2 separate regions of the Mus musculus genome follow, and region 2 is linked to region 1. Evidence: chromatin loops called from intact Hi-C (ENCODE). Cell type or tissue: gastrocnemius. All regions are shown on one strand. Links, peaks and the distances in the headings refer to the core of each region. The heading gives the core; the rest is flanking DNA. Region 1 has its middle 110 kb from the start of Gm39920. Region 2 has its middle 48 kb from the start of Sema6d.

Region 1 (12,018 bases), core at 5,030-7,529:
CATATCTTCTCTTTCTGTATTTATCTTTTGGCGCTAAGATCACTCTGGCTCTTTTACTTCACTCCCAGAAAATGGTGTTTTCCTGCCCCATTAGGCAGCCCTGATGAGTTCTTGTCCCCCGTCTCTCTAAGGAGTTACATTTGTACCAAATTGTTCCAGTTTCTTCCTAGGATCTTTAGCTTTTTCTCCCTTGAGAGTCTTTCTTCCCAAGGCCTTTGCTATGCATCAGTTCCCCTCATCCTCACAAAGGTCTGAGCCTTGAATATAGATCCAGGAAGGATTCGCTGTTCACTTCTCCTTACCAGGCCAAGTCCTTGCATCCAGAGGACTGCTTTGAGCTCCAGGCCTTACCTTGCTTTCACAACTTTGGGCTCCAACTTGTGTTCAGGGAACTGTTGTCCCAGAGGGTTGATTAGCTTATCCCTGCTTGTATCCTAGAGGTGATTACATCCCCCTTAAAACAGAAATTATTCCTGTCTCCCTCAACTAATTAGCTACTCAGAGGTTTCATTAAAGCATTTTATCACGTGCCTACTGTACATTAGAGACCCCAATAAGAATTAAGAACCCAAAATTAATGTGGCTGCCCTTGAATTTGGCCCTGATAAAAGGTACCTAGCCACTAGCTGCAGTAACAAAATGAAAGTTTTGGTGGAAAATCTGGACATAATAAGCACTGTGTAAATAGAAGTAAAGCCATCCTTACATCATTGACACTTTACTAAGACAGGCAGTCTCCACAGTTTAATGACAAGACAACTGGCATATGCAAAATACTTAAGGTACCCAGGGCTGTGCAACTAAATGTAAGGTCAGGGGTTCCAAGCACATTCACTGTCTAAATTCTGTCATGTATATATGATATATACAGGATGAACAACCCGAGAGTCTAGGGGACAGCCATCTGGCAATGAAAGCCATGCCACAAAGTGTTCATCAGTATCTAATTTGCATCTTGGAGGAGGAATAGTGTTTGTCTGGTGGACTGGAACATGATCCAGACAACATCTCCCTGGCATAAATACAAGAGAATAGTGCTGTGAAGAAAATGGAGTGGGAGTAAGGCACTTCGACAACATTCTGAATATGAAGTTTAGGATATAAATAAGCCCGAATGGATGTCTTAGATCCGTGGCTCTCATGACCCCTTTGAGAGTACAGTGACCGTTTCACAATGGTCACCTAAGACCATTAGAAAACACAGGCACTTAAATTACAATTTTTTAACAGTATAAGCAAAATTACAGTTATGAGGCATAAAGGAAAATAATCTTATAGTTGGGCTTGCCACAGCATGAAGAACTACATTTAAAGGGTTACCCCATCAGGAAGGTTGAGAAACGCTGCCTTAGAGGACGGCTGTGTAACAAAAAGCCTTAGAGCACCAAAAATTTTATGTTCTGTTTTAGTGTTTAGCAAAGAGATGCTACACACGGACTGTTTAACCAAGCTTCCTCATGCTGAAGTGACACCTAAATGCTTCTCACAGGGTCTGAACCAGAACCTGTAGCATTCCAATGAGCTAGACCAGTGCTCTTCTTGATCCATTGTTATGCTGCTTTCTGCACCTTCCACTTTTTTCTTGTGTAGTTTGCACATTTTTTTTTTTTATCTCCTTGAGAATGGGGAAGAAGAAATAAGTTAAGTTACTTCTTGGTCTGTTGGGAAATAATCCTAAAGACATCATAATCTGAAACCACTCTTTATTCTTGTCCATTCAAATGGGTGGTGGGCTGTGCTTGTTTTGGTTCTCATTGAGGAGAGGGCAACAGCCAGGTAAGGGATCCGGAGCTCAAATCTTTGTGTCTTTGCAATATGTGCCTCATCATTACCCACAATCTTCACAAAATGTGGGCCTGACAGCTTTGGCAGGTCTAGATTCAGGCAACTAAACCATCCCTGATGCCCTAAACCCAGGGATTGTTTCTTGTTCTGTCTTAAGGTGTTAACTGACACCTTCAAATCTCTGTATTTGGTTTATGGCACAGCCAACTTGCTTTTCTGCTTTATGACTTGGTCTTCCTAACCTGTGTCCCCAATTTCCTCAGTTCCATGGGAAGGTAATTAAACCAGGTCTAATATGGCAGACCATGTTTGGACAGTTAAAAGTCATTAACTTACTAAGATGAATTCTTAAGCCTCTAAGAAAGGTGGAATTTCCAAAACTGTGTTGATCTTAGAAGCAGTTTCTTTCTGGACCAGTATTAGAGTGCTAAGTGTCACACACAGCAGGTTTGGGGACATGCTGCCCAATGCTCTTCTAGGCATGCAATAACACAGTTCTTACTCACTTGAGATGAATGTAAGCTGTGGCATAGTTAGGCCTTTTTCAGATAATTAGAAAATTACATATGAATTGTGCAACTACTCTTTCTCAAACTGTTCTTTTAAAATATCTTATGCTGTTCCTAGAATATGTGTGGGATAAAGTTTGAGATACTCCTTTCTGTCTCCGTCTCTCCCCATGTCTCTGTCTCCTCCTCTTCTGTTTCTCCAAGCAGAATTAGCCTTCATTAGCCTAGTGTCTTAAAAAGAGGGATAAAGTAGAAAATCCAAGTAGCCTAAGTATGTCTATGACATCGGGCTCCAAAGGCCTAAGTCCTTCGAGTAAATTAGAAGGTCCAGATTTCCTTAAAAAGGGGGATCGGGTACAGACACATGAAAGAGATGATGATAAAGGAAAATAGCACAGGAGGTGGAGGGAGGAGGTAAAAAGGAGGAAGGAGCTCACAGAGCTGAAGACTGAGGCAGATGAACATGGTAAGGCTTGGAAGAAGATGACTGGGCCTGAAGCTAAGCATGGCAGAGCAGAAGGTCCTTTATCTAGCAATGTTAGACAAGAAGCAGTGGCAAGCCTGGCTGGAGTTGAGCTCACCTATAACCCACGTGTGCAGGAGTAACTCAGGGACCCAGGGAGAAGCAGCCTCATTGCCCTGGAGTTTGGATGTCACTGACATTACTGAAAGCCTTTGTGAGAACTGTGGAGTGTGCTAAAGGGTGTTGTGAAGTCTTGGGATTTGAGTTCCTAATCAACTTGATTCAATACACTATTATAAAGGATTAGGAGAATTTAAATTCTCACAGTTCTTCGGTCAGGCTGTCCTCATCCAGGTACCGAGTAGAGCATCTGCCTCCATGCCAGTATTTTCCAGCTTTGGGTATCCCTCCATTCTCATACCTATCTTTTATAGAATTTGCCCACCACCAGCCCAGCTTCCATTTCTCCTTATTTATTATAGCTAACACGAAATGCTCTTCTACACATCTATTCCTCTAATTGCCAGGAAACCAGATAATGAAGCTCCACAGACTTAAGAATACAAGGAAAGGACAGTGCTGCTGAGAATCGGATTGTTTTCCCCATCTGCAAAACGACCCAGCTCTAACTGACCGTGCCATGCTTTCTCTGAATAGAGCAGAGGAGCTTTCATGCACCGGTTTTGTAACACTTATTTTTTTCCCCCATTTTCTTAGTCAAGGCCACATTCTCATGGGGCAAAGTGGCTTAGTTTGTACCTTCTTGGAAAATGACATTATCTAACTTATTTGTTACTCAACTTACAATTCAATCATTCATTTGCATATTATTGAGCCTTTACCATATCACCAGATTGCAAAAACTAATAGATGATCTCTCTCTACAAAAGTTTAAGGGTGAAGGCATTGATTCTCAATCTTTCCTGCAGCCAAGAAACCCTGCAGGACACTGATAAAATCCTATTATATTAGAAGTCAATATTTATTGAGCCCTAACTGCATGCCAGGTTCTATGCTTCTTTCAAACGCAGTTTTTATTCCTCATTTCTTTGAGGTAGTTATCTTCTACTTACACGTGAAGGGATGGAAACTTAAACCTGAATACGTGTGGTTAATGAACATTTAGAAGCAGGACTGGCTTTGAAGCAGCTCACAGTTAAGAGTCTACGTTCTCTCTATTCCTGAGCAATACACAATGCCTCTAAAGCCAGCAGCAAGAACCATACTATAGAGCAGCAGGTTTTGAAATTCAGTGTCACATGCTAGTCATTTGCTACAGTCATTGTCTCATTTAATACTAATGACAGCTCATAAGTGAGTTGTTTCATGATCTGCAGATTGCAGAGACGTTCTTTGCTTAAAAGGTTTAAATAACTTGCCCCAGGGTGCTCATCTGATATCAAAGGGAGGCGAGGTTCAAAGTGCACTGCTGGATACAGCTCTAGATGGTTCCAAAACTCCTTATTCTTCGACCAGGGGGAAGAGACCCAAAGGAACTGTATTTTTTATTTGCAGCAAGTGCAGTGTAAAGTCTAAGGGAACCAGAGGAATTGGTTTGCAGATTGGGGAAAAGCTCACCTATGAGCTAAGGCTTGAAAAGGTGTGTGTGTGTGGGGGGGGGCATGACTGAGAACCCTAGGAAGAGGGCATCATAAATAGAGAGAGTGAACTTAGGAAGGCAGGATCAAGATATGAACAGAGAAGGCCAAGATGGTGAGAGCTGGAGCATCCAAGGCCAGGAATTAAGCAAAGGAATTTGTTCTTTGAAGGCGGCTGTAGGGGGGATCCACTGGGCTTCAGATGTGGGAGTGGTTTCTGGGGTGACCTGCTAGAGGGATGCTTCTGAGAGGGGGTTCAGGAAAGATCAGAGGTGATTGATAGGTGTGGGATGACAGGCCCCACAGCACGTGTATTGGTGAGGAGTGAGGTGACCAGGAAGAAAAAGATGTAGACTATCGTAACCAAGGCTCAGTGTGATGAGAGGCCAGGTTAGGCAGAGATATTAAAAAGAGAAAGAGTGAAAGAAAGACATGGCTGCACTCTAGGAAACCCCCAAGTCTGTGACTCAATGGATTTCTCTGGTTCAAGCTGCCAGGCTGCTGGTATTCTGATCTAGCAGCCCTGGCTAGCCAAAGCACCAAATAACCACAGATGGTCCCTGTGATACCTCTGGAAGGGAAGTGGGAACCAACTGACTTAGTCTGTTTTGGAATAAGGCCTATCCTGGAATGGGATTTTGAGTGGCAACATCAGTGGATTAATGGGGAAATTAGATAGAGAAGGCTAGAAATGGAGAAGACCTAGCAGGGAGATGGTGTCTCCTGTAAGGTGTATTGAGCTTAAAGTGGCGATGGTAAAACCAGGGTAGAGTATTGATCATCAGAGCAAGGTAGAACCAAAAAAAAAAAAAAAAAAAAAAAAAACCAAAACAAAAAAACCAAAAAAACAAAAACAAAAACAAAAACAAAACTTAAGAAAATATTCCTGCAAAGGATGAGGAGCTGCTGAGATTGAAGAGGAAGGATGGTTAGGACCTCCCTCCCTAACCTAGTTGATGTAAGCCATTGCTCATGAAGATAAAGGTACTGAGGATGAAGGTAGGAGCAAGAAAGTAGTAGCCTGCTGTATTCAATAATGTGAAAATGCTGCGTGTATGGAGGACTTGTGCACATAAGGCAAACATATGAACTTATTGTGTTGTCTGTTATGAATGGCATCCTTTCTTAATGCCTCCTTTAGCTGTGAAATCAGCCCTGATCATTGTAATGGGACCCACATGGCTCTTCTTGCAGTTCAGGAAGCGGGCTGTGCCATGTGATGCCACCATTGAGTTTCCAGATTGACTCTTTCCTATTTTATGGTCCTTGGGAGAATTAGTTTATTAACTGTTTCAAGGAAGAATGAATGCCAAAGCCCCCTTTGTATGAGCTGACTTTGAGGGGTAGTTGGGGGGCTTGACTGCTACTTCTTGTTGATCTTGTGTTCACTCCTGGTAGACGTGAGTATGCCTACATCATCACAGCAATAGGGTAATACCTTCCATCTCTTGAGACTTTTGTTTTATCAAACATGTTTACCTGAATTGACCTCATATAATCCTTGCAAGCCAACGGTGTAAAATTCGGGCATGAATTTATACAATCCATCATGGCTGTCGGTAAGAATTCACTTATTTGCTCTGTAATAATTGTCAGACACCTACTTTTTCAGACCCAGCGGGAGTTACATTCTCATGCAATAGGAAAATAAGACTTTCCGTGAATCAAGAGATCTTTATTTAGCCCATAATATGAGCAGAACTCTGGGTTGGGCACATTACAAAAAGATTCAAGCAGATATCAGGCAGGGAGGGCCTCTTAAAGTGTTCTGACTGTGGAGACAAACTGTACAAACTCGAAGTGATGATCAAGTAAGAGGCTCTTACCAGGGTGAATGTGGGAAGGAGAAGCACTTTGGATAGCCTTGGTGATTACTCTGGAATATTCCTTGGAGTTCACTGAGAAGGTGGGGCAGAAAGGAATTCACCCTGCTGGAGGGTCAGGGAGGCTCCCAGCAGAGGGTGCTCTTCTCACCTCTCCACCTGGCAACTTGCTAAACTTTGACTTGCTTGTTGGAAAGTGCCCAGCCCAAGGATTGCTGCTGGCTGACTCAGTGTGCCTGAGGATAAGAGTGGTGTTTCCTTGTGGGGCTTTGGAAATCTCCTACCCATACCAGCGAAGACTTTAGATAGGAACCCAGGGAAATGGGCATATTAGGTATAAACAATTTCCATACAGAGGCCTAGAACTATCTTAAAAATAGCTTCACTTGTGAAGAAGAAGGGAGGGTGGGAAGGAGGGGAGGAAGAAAGGATGGATCAAAAGTTACTCCAACTTATGGGTTAAACTGTGTACCCATTTTTTTCATTGGATGGCCTTGCTACTCAAAGTGGTCCATGGACCAGCAGGATCAGAAAGACTAGGTTCTTGTGGAAATGAAGATTTTCTGTCTTCACTGCAAACCTACTGAACTTTGCTCTGTCTAAAGGCATCTCCAGTAGGCACATTTAAAAGACATCAATCATTAGAAGCTCAGAGCATATTTTAACAAAAACACAACACAGTTATTTATTTAACATATCATAATCCTAGTCATAATGATTGAGGCCTAACCCTCATTTTTTTATTGTTAGGTCTGTATGTGAATGTGCTGTAGGTATAGTGGCAGCCCTCAGAATAACCATTTCACTCTTTACCACCTTCCGCATGGCAATGGGAGCATAGTGCTTTGCCTCAAGCTAGTTTGGGTGAAGGAATCCTCAAATGTGCTGAGCTCATAAGGGTGCTGGGTGCATGGAGGAAAAACCATGGGTTTTTCAATTGGATATGGTTTCAAATCTAACTTACCTCTCAGAGCTCATATCCTTAGAAAATAAATCCATGAAAATAGAGATCTTATTTGTCCTATAGCATTTTTTTGCTTATTATTTGTATAATTTCTAGGATAATCTATTTAGACAATTACTGGCACACTGTTTTTGTTTGCTTGTTTGTTTCAAAAATCAAAAGCAGCACTAATTCCTACCAGCTCTACCACAAGTCTCATGGTGTCCAAAGAGAATAAATCATCTGTCCTCTTCACGACCTGGCTTTCTCATGTGCATTCAGCTGGCCCTGAAGATGGGACTGGAGAACACTTCTTGTGGATGCCAAGTGCACACAGGGATGTGTTTCTATTCTGTCTATCCCTGATTCATCCTTACGTCCCAGGCTACCACTAAAAGTACCAGACAACGGTGTCTCTGAGACCAAGCCTGGTAGCTTAGAGTGATTCCTTTGGGGTTCCAGTTCTTGCCCTGCAGGTTGGCATCCCAGGTGAATTCCACAAGGTGAGAAGTACTAACTCACCCCAGAAGACTGCTGTGAGGCCATGGCTCCACTGAGCACCCTTGGCTGCTAACGTAGAGAGCAGGGCTGGGCTGCACCCTCTTCTCGAGACATTGTAATCCTACTTAGAGACAACATAGAGATCCCAAGACTTAAAAGATGTCCAACAATGACTCATCCTTCTTACCACGAATGTAAGGAAGCCCTGTAGTCATGGGCTCAGTCTTGGCTGGAATGTTACAGTAACTTACACATTATCAAATTAATTTTTTAAAAGCGGTTGTGAAATTCCATCTCAACTTGGCAACAGTGGTTAAGCAATTTTGGCTTTGGCTGGGGGGGGGGTTATTGAAGCTAGAGAGGGTGTTTGTTTTGTGGCTGGATCTGCTGAGGGGCACACAGCCAAGATGGTTAATCTGGGTTTTATTTTTTTGCTGACATAAGGGTTTTACCTGAGCCACTGTGTTTTTTTTCTCCCCTGGTCCTTTCTGAGGCACAAAGGCAAAACAAAAACAAAGCCCAAGGAAAACACGAACTTACTGCTTGTTTCGGGTTTAGTGGCGAGGAATCAAGGTTTTCCATTTCCTTTGCTGGAGTGTAATTGCTGTTTCTAAAACTTGTCTCTGGTCGCTTCGATTCTTTTCTTTTCTTTTCCTTGTGCTTCACAGCTGTGCCTGTGCCACCCAGAAGCCCCCTCCTCCCTGGAGTCATGTTCTTATTCTCATCACCAGTGCCACTTCATGTGTCTGCTAAGTGTCCGCCATCTTTGTTGGAAACTAGAGCCCTTCATTAGGAGGCAGCTAGCCACTCCTGAGCTAGGGTGTCCACTCTTCCCACCTTTCCATCTCTTCCTCAAAAAACTTTTAACTTTGTAGTTGTTGTTCTGAAGTTTTGAAGAAACAAATCATCAATATGTCCATAAATATTCATCAAGCGCTTAGCTACCTCTGCCCTTTGAGAGGTGTGGAGGAGCAGGGATCACAAACATGACCCTAGGATATTAAATAGAGAAATGCCTGGGCTTTGGCCTCCAGAAAGATCCTGGCACAGTTCTAAGAGGAACAGCTGGGTGTTGACTGGAGCTGAAGAGGCTTGCTGCAGAATGCAAATTTCATCCAAGTTTTGACTTAGAAAATATCTCACTCTTTAAAACATTTACTAACTATCATGTACGATTAGCATGTCAATTATTCTCATGTAATAAAGCCGATACTCTTTCTGGAAAATACTCCTTGGCTGCTTTTCATCTCTCCAATAGTCGGTGTGGACTGCAACATATTTTGACTTCACTGAGAGGGTAGCAGCCCAGCAATCCAGAGAGGTTTGCCTCTCCGATGCCCCATTCCCTGCTTCCTCAGCCATGCCCTTGTCCGTATAGGCATGTGTGACCCATATTTCCACCCAATAAGAATCCACTTAGATTTCAAAGAAATAGGTGTGCTTTGCCATCAACAAGTTCCTAATGCGCTGTAGGGAGATGTCAATGTATCAAACAACTGGTATCCTGGCTGCTTCACAGAAGGGGTCCTTGATGACTCATTTGGCCAATGGAGCTGTTTATTAGTGAGTGGTAGAGTGTAGGTGCTGAAAGGGATTCAGGGATAAGAAATATCAAGGCAAAGAGGAGCAGGGTAAACACATGTTAGAGTTGAGCTGGTGGAGGTTTCCTATCAGCTAGACTGGGTACAGTTATGGTTGCTGCCAGCAAAGAGGACAACAGACAAGAGCTTATCAGCCCTTCTGTGAAGTCTTGGCCCAGAGGAGAAAAGGTCTCAAGCCAAGCTGGGAGGCTGCGGGTTCTAGTCTTGAATGCGCCCTCATACTTCATTCTACAGCAGAGGAGGCCTTTGTAGGCTGTGGCTTCCAACTCATACAACCTAATCTTTATGTTGCAAACGTTCCTTCTTGCATGTAGCTTCTCTGCCTTCTTTCTTGGCCACTCAGGCCCACTCAGTCAGCCATCATTTATTTTATGAGTCAATTCTCTGTGGTACCTCTGACACTCAGCACCAGTCATTGCCTCTAGAAGAAAAAAACAGACCCATTGTTTTTGCTAAGTAAAAGGCATTGGTGGTGGGGCTCTCCTTTCTTAAATCGTCATCTACTCCAGGAATGAAGTAAAGGCTGGCTGTGTGGATTATTCTAATCCAAGAATAAATATGAAGATAAAAAGGCAAGCCTGGTCCAGCACAAAATAACATATCTGGAGTAATCTGGAAGAAAATAATGAGATCGCCAATTTGTCTGGGTCTTCAAGTAGAAAGCTGTTTCTAAGGAGAGTTATGGAGTGGTGCCAAATCTTTCTAGGGTCTTGCTCCATTGCTTCCCTCTACCCACAAGAATCACCCTTTTGAGGCAGTTGTGTTTTAACAGACACAAAATTCATGGAAAGAAGAGAAAATGGGCTCTTGTTTTCATGTGTTCAGCCTGGCCATGGGTGGGAGGGAAAGGTTCCACCAGCTTCTTCCAACCCTTCCCAGATTCGTCACCCATTCTTACTTGGACAGCACTGCAAGGGGATAGCTAGTCTCCTTTTTTCAGGCCCTCCGTATAGCTACACACCCAGCTGAGGGTGCCATGCTTTAGCGCCCGAGAAATGGAATGAGTCCAAGTTGGTTGCAAGTGGGAAAGGCATTCCCCATAACAAGACTGGATACCCATGCACTAGATCACTGGTCGCTGTCCTCAGCCAACAGATAAAGCTTTGTCCAATGTTGGGTGGTTGTGAGCCTTGAAGTGACAGAAAAGCCTACATCAAACATGTATCAAGACTCAAGTATACTCTGATAAAATCTAGAAGATGGTGGTTACCTACGGAGAACTGGAATACTGAAAAGATGATATTAGGGGATTCCTCACAAGCTCTCACGTGCATCAGGTTGCAAGGCTGTAGTCTTGTTCTGTGTGTTAGTTTCCTCTCCTCTGTGCTGTGGTTGATAGGGCAGGGGCAATGTATTCTCTGTGTTACCTGTAATGCTGAGATCATAAATACCTGTGCGTTGGATGGACAAATACATAGAGAACATTATTTAAGAACCACTTTACAACCAAGTGTAGTAGCACAGCCCTTTAATTCCAGCACTCATCCCTGTGAGTTCGAGGCCAGCCTGGTCAATGGAGAGAGTTCCAGAACAGCCAGAGATATATAGGAAGACCTTGTCTCAAAATAAAAAAAAAAAAGAAGAGAAAAGAAAGAAAATTTTTAAAAAAAGGAAAGAAAGAAGAGAAGAAGAAAAAAAGAACCATTATAATTTTGTGAAGAAATATTTACAAAAAAGCAAAGACTATATGTATTTCTCAGTGGTAGAGCACATATTTAACATATATAAGGGTTTGAGCTCAGTACCAAACACCAGAAAGCAAAAACCAGTGCAATATACTAAGAAATAATAGACTCCTGCATGGGCCAGGAGTGTACACTACTGAAGCTTGTGAGTAGAAAGTCTGGTTAGAATCATGTGAAGTTTGTTCCACCTTATGAGCTACTTGAGAGAAGAAAAATGTTCCACATCACTTAGATCTTGTCAGGATGTAAAGTTTCAATTCTGCGATGCTGCTGCTGCTGTGGATGAGATCACTAGCATAAGTTACTATCCTAAGTGTTACTAACTAGAGTCCCAGGCCCAGTTCTGAAAACTTGCTGTGGAGCAAAGAGAGGAGGCACAGAGGGGGGTGAGCCTTCAACCACTTAGGCAAAGAACGTATAAGAAGTTATGGACCACAATTCTTGCCCCTTGGCTTGACTTGCTGCTTTTTAAGGCTTGATAGAAAGGCACACAGTGGCTGAAACAAGGAATGAAGAGGGATTAGGACACGGAGAACACAGGGGTACAAATGCAGTGAGCCCCTAACAAAACCTTGCTAAAGAAGTATGAGTTAGAACATGAAGTGGGAACCAACAGGACCTTGGTCAGGCAAGCTGGCATGTGAGGAGATACATGAGAGGGTCACAGAGGGGTGTGGTAGGGACAGAAATGTGGGAAGCAGGGAGGAGCTAGCAAGGAGAAGACAGTACCTAGGAAGGTTATGTGGGGCCATGCGGAAAAGCTCAGAAGAAAAGGCTGCTTCTACCTGGGAGAAGTAGGGCCGCCTGAAATGTATGAGGGAGCCCTTGCTCTCAGTAATGATGGTGTAGGCTCCATCAGGTCCGAGAAAAGTGGGGCACCCAGCTGAAGGCAAGTTCTACTAAGAATTTCCATGGCATGTCCTCACAGCCAAAGACCATAGATAATGCAAAGAACTGCAAAGACTTGTCCAAAGGACACTTAAAAGATAGCAGCTGGAATTTTTATCCCATAAATAAGTTTTTGCTGTTCATTTTGGAAAAAAAAAAAAAAAAAAAAACAACCCAACTGTCACCTTTTGTAAAATTTGAGAGTAGTAAATGCATCTTAAG
Region 2 (12,018 bases), core at 5,394-7,893, 300 kb after region 1:
GTTTTATGCCATCAAAAAGACAGTAAAACACTCCCCCCAGCTGTCTAAGATTTTACAATACTGGAAGAAAAGCCTTGGAGATTTTCTCCAAAGGGAATATTTCTCCTTTTCAAGGGGCAGAGACTAAAGCAACTGAATAAAAACGTTAACTCTTTCCCTGAGACCTCAGCATTGAAATAAACAAAAGATTCTACTTTATTGCACCAAGTATCAAGCAGAGGGAAGGGGGAAACACATATATTTTGGTACTGCGGACTTAAAATTCGTAATAGCTATTAGTTTTGAGAGGAAGTAGCCCTCGACCTTTCCTACAACTAACCAGATGCAGCGTTGCATGTAAGGAAAAGAAGCCTTAGTGGCTGACACGGGGTCCGGTTACTGTACACAAAGTCGGGGGGGGGCACGTATATCTATAACAACGATGTGCGGTCCCTCTCTAAGGATGCTGGAGTTGACTACTGACCAGTCCAATTCCCCCAGTGCTCTAACTCAGACCCTACTGCAATACTTCCCCTACCTCTTCCCCAGCGCGCTCCACATTTAAGAAAACAACAACACCACCAAAATAACCAAAACAAACAAAACAAAAAAAATCCCAAGTTATTAGATTTAAATAGTACAATGGTCCTGGTAGCCGAATAATGAGAAAAAATTCCAAACTCAGCTTGCATCCACACCTTCAAGTTCTTAGAACCCAAGAGTTAGACGCCCGACTGGGAGCTGAAAGCGCTTCCAAATTTCCCCAGGGCAGCTACTGCCTCGATTTCTACAGAGGGTCATTGCAGCAGAATCTGGAAGTTTCCCTACCTGGTTGTTGGGCTCGGTTTGCCTGCCTCTGCTCCAGGCTACAAGACGCCTCTGGCTGCGAAAGACGCGGCTCATACAAAATTGACTTTTCCTTATTTGTTTCCATCCATAATTGATGGGGAGCTGAGAGCGTAACACGTCTCCCGGCCGAGCCCTTGCCGCCTGGAGGAGACCCGGTCTATGGCGCTTCTGTGGAGCATTTTTTCAGCCAGAGAACAAAGCACGCAAAGTTGCGGGGGAGAGTGGCTGGGAGACCCGCGAGTGGGTGCTCACGGTCCCCGCGTGGACAGTCAGTGGCTCCGCACTCCCAGGCTGTCCCTGCGTTCTCCCGGCCGAAGCTGGCCCGGCGGCCCGGGCTGCGCTGCGGGCGGGCTGGAGGCTCCAAGCCCCGCAGCGAGGAAGGCGGGCTCACCCTGACGGCTTGCGGAGCGGCGCCGAGCCGGCCCTGCCAAGAAGAAACTTTTCCTCGCAGCCCAGGGTGTCTTTTCTTCCCTTAGGGGTGCGCCTCAGAGGAGGGGTGCGCCTAGGAGGAGGGCCGAGCTGCCCCGCCCCGCCCCCAGGCCGCCCACCGGCCAGCTGGGACTGGTCAGCCAGACCTCCCCTGGCGCCTCGGGCACCGCTGGAGACCGTGTGGCTTGGGAGAGCAATGAACTCCCGGGAGCTACGACGCTACGCCCACGCAAACACACGCGTCCGCACACAGCTGCGCTGCGGGCTCCCGGCTCGGGGTCCCACCCCCATCACGCACCCAGAGCGTCAGCGGAGCTTGGGCGACTGTCTTACCTCTCATGGGGAAGCCTGCTTTTAAAAACAGACAAATGAAGCTTGTCACGGTCAGACAGAAGAGCCAATCAAGACAGTGTGCAGAAAGAGCAATCCCACGGTCTCGGGTCTCGTCTTGCGATCTATCCTGAAACTCACTCGCTCCAGCCCTGGCGGCGGCTGCGGCGGCGGCGGGACCCAGCGCGAGCAAAACAAACCGCTGCTCGGCAAATGGTGTAATTCGATCCATCTCCGAGTCGCTCCCCTAGATCTCCGCTCCCTGGCCACTCTGCAGCTCCCACAGCGGCCAGCGCCGCCCAGAGCCCCACGCGCGCCGCGGCCTCGACCCCGGTGGCCGCCGCGTCCCTGATCGCGCACGGCCGCGCGCCCAGGCTCTCCCACCTTATCCGAGCGGCTCCTCCCGCGCCTCCCGGAGCCGGGTCGCCCAGCTGGCGCCGCCTCTGTAGCCAGCAAAGCCGCCTCTCCCTTCCCTTCCTCTCCCTTCCTCCAGGCGCCCTCACTACTCTCCCACACTCCCCCAGACGTCCCGAGGACAAATTGCTGCAGCCCAGTGGTGCCATGGGCGCAGTTGTACCCCGAAGTTTTGACTTAGTTTTCTAGTGTAGGATTTATTTTTTGGCTCATTTTACAAGCCCCCTCCCCCATTTATCTTTATAACCACCAAGTAAAACAGCTGGGAAGACGCAATCAAACATAGCTGTAGCTTTAGAAAATACAGAAATTGCCTACTAAAAATCTTATTTCCACTTTGAATGAAAGCCATTCAGTACAGTGTAATTTTGCAGGCTAATGAGCCGGTTTTACAGGCAAGTGTTTCGTTTAATACGTTGTGGGAGAAATGAAAATGTCCTTGAAGCGACATCATTTAAGATGTACGGACTGTCATAAATGAAATAAAAGAATCATTTATTCCCAAACAAGAGGATCTTAATTCAAAGTTCATTTCCAAGAACGGGCTATGTTTATTAGTTTCCAATCTAATCATGTATCACTTAAGGGTTCTAAGTGGCTGGAATCAACCCTGATGCCCTCTCTTAAAGAGAGAGAAAGAAGAGAGCATTTCCGCCAAACTTTTGGTTTTCCTTTGAGTGTGGTTAATTACCATGGAAAGAGAGACCCGGCATGGAAGCATATTCTTGTCTATGATTTTTCCTGCTTTTCTCTCGCACATAGATATATGTTTACATTTAGGAAGAACACTGCCCTGGAGTTGAAAAGGAACTTCAAAAAAGACAACCCCTTTTAAAATGCAAGCTCCCCCCCCCCACCCTGTTCCTCCTGTTACAAGAAAGGGATGGGGGGACAGAAAGAGCAGCTTCCGAGGCTAGCTCAGTGTTGGTTTTGTTTTTTGTTTTTTTGTTTTGTTTGTTTTTTGTTTTGTTTTGTTTTGTTTTGTTTTGCTGTTAAGTTTTTTGTTCCTGGTTGGCTGGTGTTTTCTGGTTGTGTGGGGCTCTGACATCACTGCAAGTTACTTGGCAGTCAAGGTCCTCCCCTGGCCAACTTCTGACCCAGAAAGCTGGGGCTGTTTCCTGGCCAGCAGTTATTTCTTGTTTTCTGCTCTGCGGGCAGAGGGTGGTACTGGCCACCCTGTGAAGATGCCAAGTGAGGAAACAAGTCACCGGCCACCCCGACAGGTTTGCCAGTTGTCCCATGTCTGCAGGAGCAGCAAAGGTTCATTTCAGATTCCTGAATCCACCCCCCACAAACACCCCCAGTCAACATCTCACGTTGTAGCTCAGGCTAGCCTGGAGCTTATTTAGCCCAGGCTGGCTTCAAACTTGAGGCAGTCCTTCTGCTGAAGCAGAAGAGACTCTGGAGCATTGAGATTACTAAGAGTGAGTTACAACATTCAGTATAAATTGGGTTCCTGCACATGTGGGCAGCCTTAGAGGAAAAGATACCCAGAGATTACAGTTTTACCCAGACCGAGTCTTTAAATCCGGGAATAAAAGGAATGATGGTCTGGTGGGTTGCTGGAGAATATGCTGATGGGTCCTTTGAAACCATGAATTACATGTTTTCACTTTAAATATCAGCCTGGACCTCAGAGTCATCCTTCTGTTTGCTCTGTCGGAGGCCGAGAGGCCAGAGCATGACATGGGTAGAAAGGTCAAAGATTACTCTTGAGGATTTACCATGTCTGTGTTGTGTGTGAGAGGGGGAAGGGTGGGAGTTGGGGGGTGTTGAGAGGAAAATGACACTCTTCATTTAGTCTTTAGTAGAAAAGCATCCAAGGAAAGCACTCAGGCGGCTGTCACTGCAGTGGTTCTGATTCCCATCATTTCTGTCCACTTCATACCATTCAGCTCTTTAATCCTGTTAACTTCTGCCAATTCCCGTTCTCCCACCCACTCTGCACTCTAGGCACTAACATTGGCTCACACTCTGCCCCTCACTGGAGCACACTCTCCTGATGTTCCTGCTTTCTCTGGTATCCTATAAAGTGGTTCAGCTTCATTTCTGATTTCTTGATTGAACAACAAGTTGTCTAGGTGTCAGAGTACCCTCAGCCCACAAACCCTCTGTATGGGCCGGAATGACTGTCTTCTCTGTTATGAAATGTTATTTAATTTATCTTGCTTAGGATGTCTCCCAACTGGACACTTGTTAATGGGCCAGGGTTCTCCTCTTCCTTTCCTGGACAGGCCTGGTGCCCAGCACTGGGGGGCACACTCAGTAAATACTTGTGGAACAGGTGTGGCGCCAGAGCCTGCAACATTCTCATACTCTCTTCTGGGCCAGATAAGAAAGGCGTGTTACTGCTATATTCGATAGCCCTCCATAGTAATGCATGCTAGGCACCGACTTTGTGCCCCAAGGTCTTAAAGTCCCACTGAGGATGTTTGTTCAGTCGGGTGAGGCAGGAATTGGATAGACACACTTTTCACCCCCCTCCCCCAAAGGCTGACTCTACCTGGCTAACAAATACACTTTGGTATTCTCTGTGTGGTTTTCCCATCAATGATAAGTAATAACTCATTTCCAATTGAATTGTAAGTATAAAAGGGAATCTAAAATCTACAGAAAATCTCTGCGTGTGATTCTCAGTAAAATGTATCAATTATCAAATAGTGCAGTTTCTTAACCATTAAACGACTAGCTATTAAACCGTTAAACCTATGAAACAAATACCATGCTTAACATCTGCCAAGCTGTTCTAAGCATTTCAAAAATATTAGTGTGCATCAATTCTATGAGGGAAATACTATTATTAACACCATGTTAAAGGTGAGGAAACCTACAAAATAACAACAACAACAACAACAAAGAAGCAGAAGAAAGAAATGTAGGTGATTTAGTTAATGTCGCACATGTAATTAGGTTTTGTGTGCTCCATCTTATTTAGTGGGGTCTGAATAGCAACCGCTAAGAATGAAGTGTTTGGAGTTTATACAGTTTGCATTCAAATCCAGCCACTTCCCAGTAGATTTGCGATTTGGATAATTTATTTAACCACAGTGGGCTTCAGTCTCCTTATTTGCAAAACAAGCATGCTAATAAAACTTTAAATGGCTTCTGTGGCTGACTGGAAGGTATAATACAGGTGACATGTTTAACCTCTTGCCAGGAGTACAGCAGGCATGGAATAAACACTAGACAATACTTTTCTAGATATCACAAAGGCAATGCAATCCTGGGATGCTACAGAACTGGATCAGAAACTCAATTCAGACTCACAGGAAATGTGAGGCTCAGGACTCAATGGGTGTGTTATAGATTTTTGTTCAGTTCTATCTCTACTCCTGTCTGCATGGGTTATGTCTTTTAATTCAGATATTCATACTATTATTCAATTGATGGGAACAATGTTTTGCATGAATTTTCACAAATAACATAGTGTAGGATGTAGATTTTCATGGTTTAAAATATATCAGAATTCCAAAGAGAGAGGCAGTTTCTCTGATGACTTCAGTTTGGAATGCACGCACCCTATTCCTTACACTCACACATTATAGAAAGTGTTTTTGTGGCAAGGGACTGCTTTCAAAACTAATCTAAGCTCTCCATGCCATAATAAATCATTAATAATACAGACCCACGTCTCTGCATCTGCATAGACACAGCTGGCCTCCTTGTGTCAAGAGTTTGCATATGAAAGTGACTCTGCCAAGATATTTCATTTTAATGAAAAATATTTATCATGGTAAATCTTAAGCCTCAAGACTTTACTGACATAATTCATTTCTATTGCTGTTTTATGCTAGTGTGGCAATAGCCATGCCCATATTTGGAATGATAAAAATTTACTTTTTTAAAAAAAATACTTATTTTGATTACTATTCTACCTTAGCATGAATAATTTCTGCCACTTGCTCTGTGTAAAGAAAATGCACCGTGCATTTTTGGAAACAAACCAATCACTTTACTTTTACTAATGCTTTCACAGGAGCCACTGCATGGACACTGGAGGCTTTCAAATACTATTTTTCCCCACAGCTTTTAATATTGCTAGGTCTTTTTGAAGACAGACAAAAGATGAGCATTAAGCATCCTTTTATCTGTACATTATATACATCCTATCATCCACACAACTGTCTGAGTCACTTGTAAGCTATAAGGAATAAGATTTATTTAAACCCATGCAAATCTATAGTAAAATAAACCCCACTGTTTAAGCTGCAAATGTCTGTGTTACTGGTTAGGGTGATAGGATAGTGTTTCTCTGATCATTTCAACATCACCAAATTCTCTCTCTATAGAAGTGTCCAGCCATTAGAGGCACAAAATGTGACTTGTTGCCAGAAGCCACTAGAGCCACCTACTGGCTAAAAACACAACACAAAACAAATAAACAAAACAGAATGGGATTCTGGGTAATTTATATCTTTCCAAATACATGTTTTGCTTTTTCTGTTTGTTTTTCAGTCAGGGTGCGAAATAGACAGTTTCCTAACATCAGATGTATGGAGTTATTACAAATTACACAGCTAAAATATGAGGGAGGGAAGGCATTCCGAATGGGGGACAGGAAGAAATTGATACTCTGCTATAAAAATCAATAGTAAGCCTTATTAGTGTTCAGCTGTAATAATAGGCTTGTCCAAAAATCCCAAAGCCCAGTTAAATGCTGATGCAGCAGCAAGAACGATCAACTCACTTGCTAACAGGCATTTAAACCTGTGCCTTGGGTATCTGCTGCTGAGTTAGAGGTGATGACACAAAGGAGCGACCAATCTGCACTACCTTCACTAAACAGTTACAGGGCCAGCTTGCCCGCTCCCACTAATCTGTTACAGGGCTTTCAGGAATGGTTCTTAAGAGCCTCAAAAGACACACAGCTTGTCTAAACCTTGGTACCATAAACCAATCTCCCCAGTTTCCTTGACCCCAAGATACCTATGGTCTTTGAACCTACAGCTGGTAGGTTCAACAACAAAACCACTTCAGACCTGAATATTTTTTTTTATTTTTTTATCACAAACTTTCTTGTCAGGTTGATCGCAACTACCAAACTCCATTTAAACAATATGGATCCATTTCATTATTGTGTTGGCAGCTGTTGCAACTTATGTTTTTGAGAGAAACATAAAAGGGGGTCCTTAAAGAAAACCCCATGGACATTTTGCTTTTCTGTTACAAAGCTAAAACAAACAAACAAACAAACAAACCAAAAACCCTGGCTGAGAGCTTTCCCAGACATGTCCAGAGGGATGGCCAGGAAGTTCTTATCCATTTCACTGCTGACCTGTTACACCAACAATTCACTTTTCCAGTCTTATCACATACGAGTGGGTCTCCAGAGAGTGTGTGCACATTTGTGCAGTTTCCTCTGCATTCCTGTTTTTAAAAAACCCTTATGAGTTCTTTTACTATATTAAAGTCTTTGGAATTGTGTTCATAAACTACTCCAATATGCTCTGCATTTCTGGGTCATAATTACAAAATAAACAGATTCATTTCTCATCACAAGTTTTAATTAAGAATTCCAGTTACACAATTATTTTCTAATGAATAATACCTACTTAGTACCAAACCAAGGCACACTATTAAACATGTTGACTCAAAAAGTATATTTTCTTTTTTTTTTATTGGGTATTTATTTCATTTACATTTCCAATGCTATCCCAAAAGTATATTTTCTAAAGACAGTTCCCGTGGATCTGTTTCTCATTTGTAAGCCATCAACCTTGGAAACTGTCATATTAAAACAAAAGGAGAAGTCTTATTTTCTACATCAATTAGGTGGAGATTAGAGAGGTAAGGGTAGATTATGATTTCTGGAAATATATTTATTTGGCAAGAAGTGCTAATCAGCCATGATTTCAGCTCCTTGTAACTATCGAGCTGGTTGAATCCTGTTTTTTAGTTTTGGTTAGACTATTGGTTTAGGCTACTCTCTAATCAAGAATTAGCTGGGCCTTTACTTGTGTAAGATGACCACAGGGTACCTTGTTTTAAAGCATGGCCCCAGACTGGGCTCCTGGTCCTTAAAAGATAGCTGCTTTCCAATCTAGTGCGGAAACAATCAGCTTGGTTTTGATTTATGTGCCAGCATTTATGCTAAAGAGTAAAACAATAGGAATAAGAAAGTCATCTATTTTTTCATCCACAGGTAAAAGACCAGCCTGTGGAAGAAAGATGTATCTTTAGAAACTGCAGGTGAGCTAAATTAACCCATTCATATGAAACCACCAGGGACACAAACATGCCCAGAGTCCGCAGTCCTCTGGGTAGAGTGACAAAACCTTTCCTGGGGAGATAAGCATCTCTGACCCCAGATAGGGGCCCACGATAGACTAAAGTACAGGTATGCCCAAAGTCCAACTGCGTGAATCTGAGTGTTATTGGGCTTACTTTCAGAAATATGGATGAAGCAGGAGCAGAAATGTCTCAAAGACAGCGCATCACCAAGGCCCACCCTTGCACAGAGCTGGGGACCTGGAGCCCATTGCACAGCCTGCAGGCAGCTCAGCCAATGGCAGAGCATCCTTTCTAGGTTGGTCTATACCTCTTCCAGGCAGCCCACCTCAGCTGCTGCTTCTTCCTGGCAGCTAGTCTGGTTTGAGAGTCTTTTTTGTTTTTGTTTGTTTGTTTGTTTTTGTTGCAGCTTTTATTGCTCCCTCTGGTAGGGAGGGACCTAGTGAATCTGGTAGGTTTCAGGGACCTGGGGAAGCTATTTTGGGTTGTTTACCCTCCTGTTTAAATAGCTTCTGTGCAGAATGGAATATTTCAGTCTTGTAGGAAACCACTGTAACACAACACTAGGGGAACAGGGACCCTCCCAGACAAAACCCCACAGTCTTTGCAATATCCAGTCAAGGTGAGGAGGGCAGGATCCCTAGAAGAGGAGAGGACCACTCATTCATTCTTGCGTGCGTTCATCCCACCGTTCGTTATTAATAGCAGCATTCTGCTTTGTGAAAAGCACTGTGCTGAGATAAATGAGAAATAGCTCGCATTCAGACAGCAACTGAAAATTTGAAAAGCGGTTTTATCATTCAGAATCCTGGCAGGGAACAGATGGCATACTTGACTTGGGTAATTTGAGGAGCTGTTTGTGAAGGTGAGAGTCGGGTGCAGGGAGAACTCAGGGACAGTCACCCTGGGGCTGTTCTAAGCCTCAGTTTCTAAGGAGCCAGAGAAGGAAGCAGTGAGCAGAACCAGGCAGTCACAGAGGCGAACTGGACCCCTGTGAGAAGCACTGACCTTCAGCCAAAAGACTGTGCCAGCCTGAGGTAACCTGTGCTGGGGGGCTGGGGGGGAAGGAAACATGTAGAGTATCCGCAGTTCGCCCTCTCTGGTCCCACACTGTGCTGTTCATTGGTTCAGCCTCACTGGAGCCAGAAGGCCCGGAAGTCCCTGATACCTTCCTTAGACTCAATCGCTGCCTCCTCCAGAGAAGCAAAGCCAGGAGGAAGGGGATGAGAGTGGATCTAGTGGAGCAAGTAGAAAGTGATTTTATTTCAGTCTTTGTAGCAAACTTTGCGACAGAGGAAGCCTCCGCTGGGACGTGCTTACCAGGAGCAGGCTGTGCAGCAAAACCTGGAAATCTGGACTGAAGGATGCAATTCGGAGCTTAGCAGGGTTCCTGTAGCCTCTGCCCTTTGAACTTCCTTATTGCACTTACATCACCACACAACCTTACTGACATATTTTATCTCCCTCCTTTGTGAGAGAGGGTACTAAGTCCTTTTATTTTTATAACTGTCTAGAATATTGGCTGGAACAGGAACCCTGGAACTTTTGGTAGATGGAGTAATGAAGTAATGATAAGGCATGAAGCTCACAGCGAAGCTATAAACACTCAGTCCAATGGTATAGGAGAAACGTAGTAGATGTATACAAGGAACAATGGTGCAAATTATAAAGGATTTCATAACAGGGAGTGCTTCTATGACTGAGTGACTGAAGTTCAGTGAGGACAGACACCAAGGATAAAGTTCACAACAAGTGCACTACTGTAGGGGACAATATGGGGTAGGGCAAAGTAAGCCACATGGCAGACCTGGGGCTTGTGCGCGATCCTGGAGGCAGGTAGTGGGAGCTGTGACTGAGAAAACAAGAGCTGCATCACTACATGGAGTGTTTGAATTGCCACGTGCTGAGCTCTGAATGTTTTCTTGGCTGTTTAGAAGACAGACATATTTTTGAAGGCATAAGAATAATCTTATATTATAATGCTATAATATTATATGATGTTATAATAACATTATCATATAATGTTAGAGGTTTGAAGAAAGCATTATCCAAATGCTTCAGATAGAACTCAAGACAGAGGAAGAGCTTTGAGAGGCGAGAGTTCATTAGGAAGGACGTTGGTTGTCTGTCCAGGAATGGACAGCACTTTCAGTGGCCGTGGAGCCTGAGAAAAGTTGGAATGCCTACCAGAAGCCACACCCAGGCATCGAATGTTTGGCTGGGCATCAGGGAGGGCTTTCCCCAAGCTTCCTCGTTGGGGTTGATTTAGGAAAAGTTGAAAATATTCGCAGAGGAGTGTAGATGAATTTTGTTTGAAGTAGATCTTAAAGTGGCCATTGAGTAGATAGCCAGCAAGACCTGGAAATAGTAATAATGATAATAATAATATAATAATATAATTTATTACATAAAATTTATTATGAATAATATTTATTACAGCTAGTAGGTCAGGGAAACTTCTATGACCCAGGGGAATAATAAAATCTCAACAGGCCAACTGGAGACACGAAGTAAACACAGAGTTTTCATGCAATCATGCAGGTGAGACCATCTACCTTCTGGGCCTCAGGGGCTTACAGGCATCAGAGGACAGCTTGTTCTCCTTTATATACATGGCAGCCCACTGAGGAGAGTGGTAGCCTGCCTCAGTTTCCACTCGCGCTCCCAGCTTGCACACAGGAAAAGCAGCTCTGGGGGCTCACTGTATTTCCTCTAACATCCTTTGGAGCTGACAGTTCAGTGACAGGCTTTCAGCCTGACACAGAGCATGCTTTTAGTAACTTTTAAAACTTTTTTGTGAAACTGTCCAATTCCATTAGTCTAGAAAGGCTTCAGGGACTCCGGTCCTCTAATATGGTGCAATTGAGGAAAATGTGGCTACAATTAATTTGCTTAACCATCATCACTCATGTGGAATTAAGAAACCTTAGGCCATGATCATTAGCACTTGCTTCGAAGACCTTGGGGAATCTGGGAAAAAAAATACAGCTCAGTGCCTTCTCTGACTTTTCTTGGGACTATGCAGCTCTGTATTTTACTTGGTTGGAAGGTTAAGATGGAATGGTGGCGAATGTCTCCCTTCAGGATGATAAGAGGGGGGACAGATACCATGAAGCCTGGGGTATTACTTAATGGCCAGTTTGAACCTGGAAGCCACATACAAAGCAATTTATGACAAAGTAGCTAAGAGAATCATCCGAATGGCAGTCTCATTTATTATTATTATTATTATTATTATTATTATTATTATTATTATTATTTTCATTTTTGAGACAGGGCAATGTTGCTTGTTCTCAGGTACTCTCCTGCCTCAGCCTTCGGAGTGGCTGAGACTTCAGGTTTGTCACTGGGCCTGATTTCCTCTTCTGCATTAGAGGCCATTTCTAAACAACTTACACAGGATTGTCCTAATGTGGTGTGTGGAGGTAGAGAAGCAGTGGAAAGGAAGGCTAATGAGAAGTCTAATCAAATTTAATGGCTTATTTCCAAGAAAAAAGGGATAAGGCTTTAGCGACATCTGTAGTTTCAATGTCTAAATTGTAGATGCTGACACTGCTGAGAAGCCAGACTTTCCCTCTCCCTTTTGCTTTACTTTTTGGCATTAATGGGTAGAGAAATAAAATAGATATAAGTATTTGTTAATTTCATAGAAACCACTTCAGATTATACAGAATGTCATAGAGCGTATGCTTAATTACATAAGCAACCTTTGCACTAAAAACTTCACTTTACTGTCCTCCCATAAACCTTTTATAAGTCTGTTTAGTTTATGGTTAAATTAGGAGGAAC

The links. Hi-C counts contacts between places; a loop is a spot of excess contacts. Peaks named below come from ENCODE experiments on the same cell type or tissue, not always from the same donor. Only the 100,000 strongest peaks of a DNase experiment are listed, where the experiment ranks them.
Region 2: a loop joins it to region 1, with 2.7 times the contacts of the local background. A loop is called at or near these places in 10 of 42 quality-filtered maps.

The regions. Positions count from the first base shown.
Region 1 is chr2:124,899,522-124,911,539 of GRCm38, reverse strand. No RefSeq gene overlaps it. Among named protein-coding and RNA genes, the nearest start is that of Gm39920, 110 kb to the right of the region's middle. In gastrocnemius, for the core only: a CTCF peak has its summit at 6,302 (motif pointing right); no DNase peak of the experiment used is centred there.
Region 2 is chr2:124,599,850-124,611,867 of GRCm38, reverse strand. It overlaps a transcript of Sema6d not described here. Among named protein-coding and RNA genes, the nearest start is that of Sema6d, 48 kb to the left of the region's middle. In gastrocnemius, for the core only: a CTCF peak has its summit at 6,364 (motif pointing left); a DNase peak (open chromatin) is centred at 6,332; H3K27ac peaks cover 200 bases.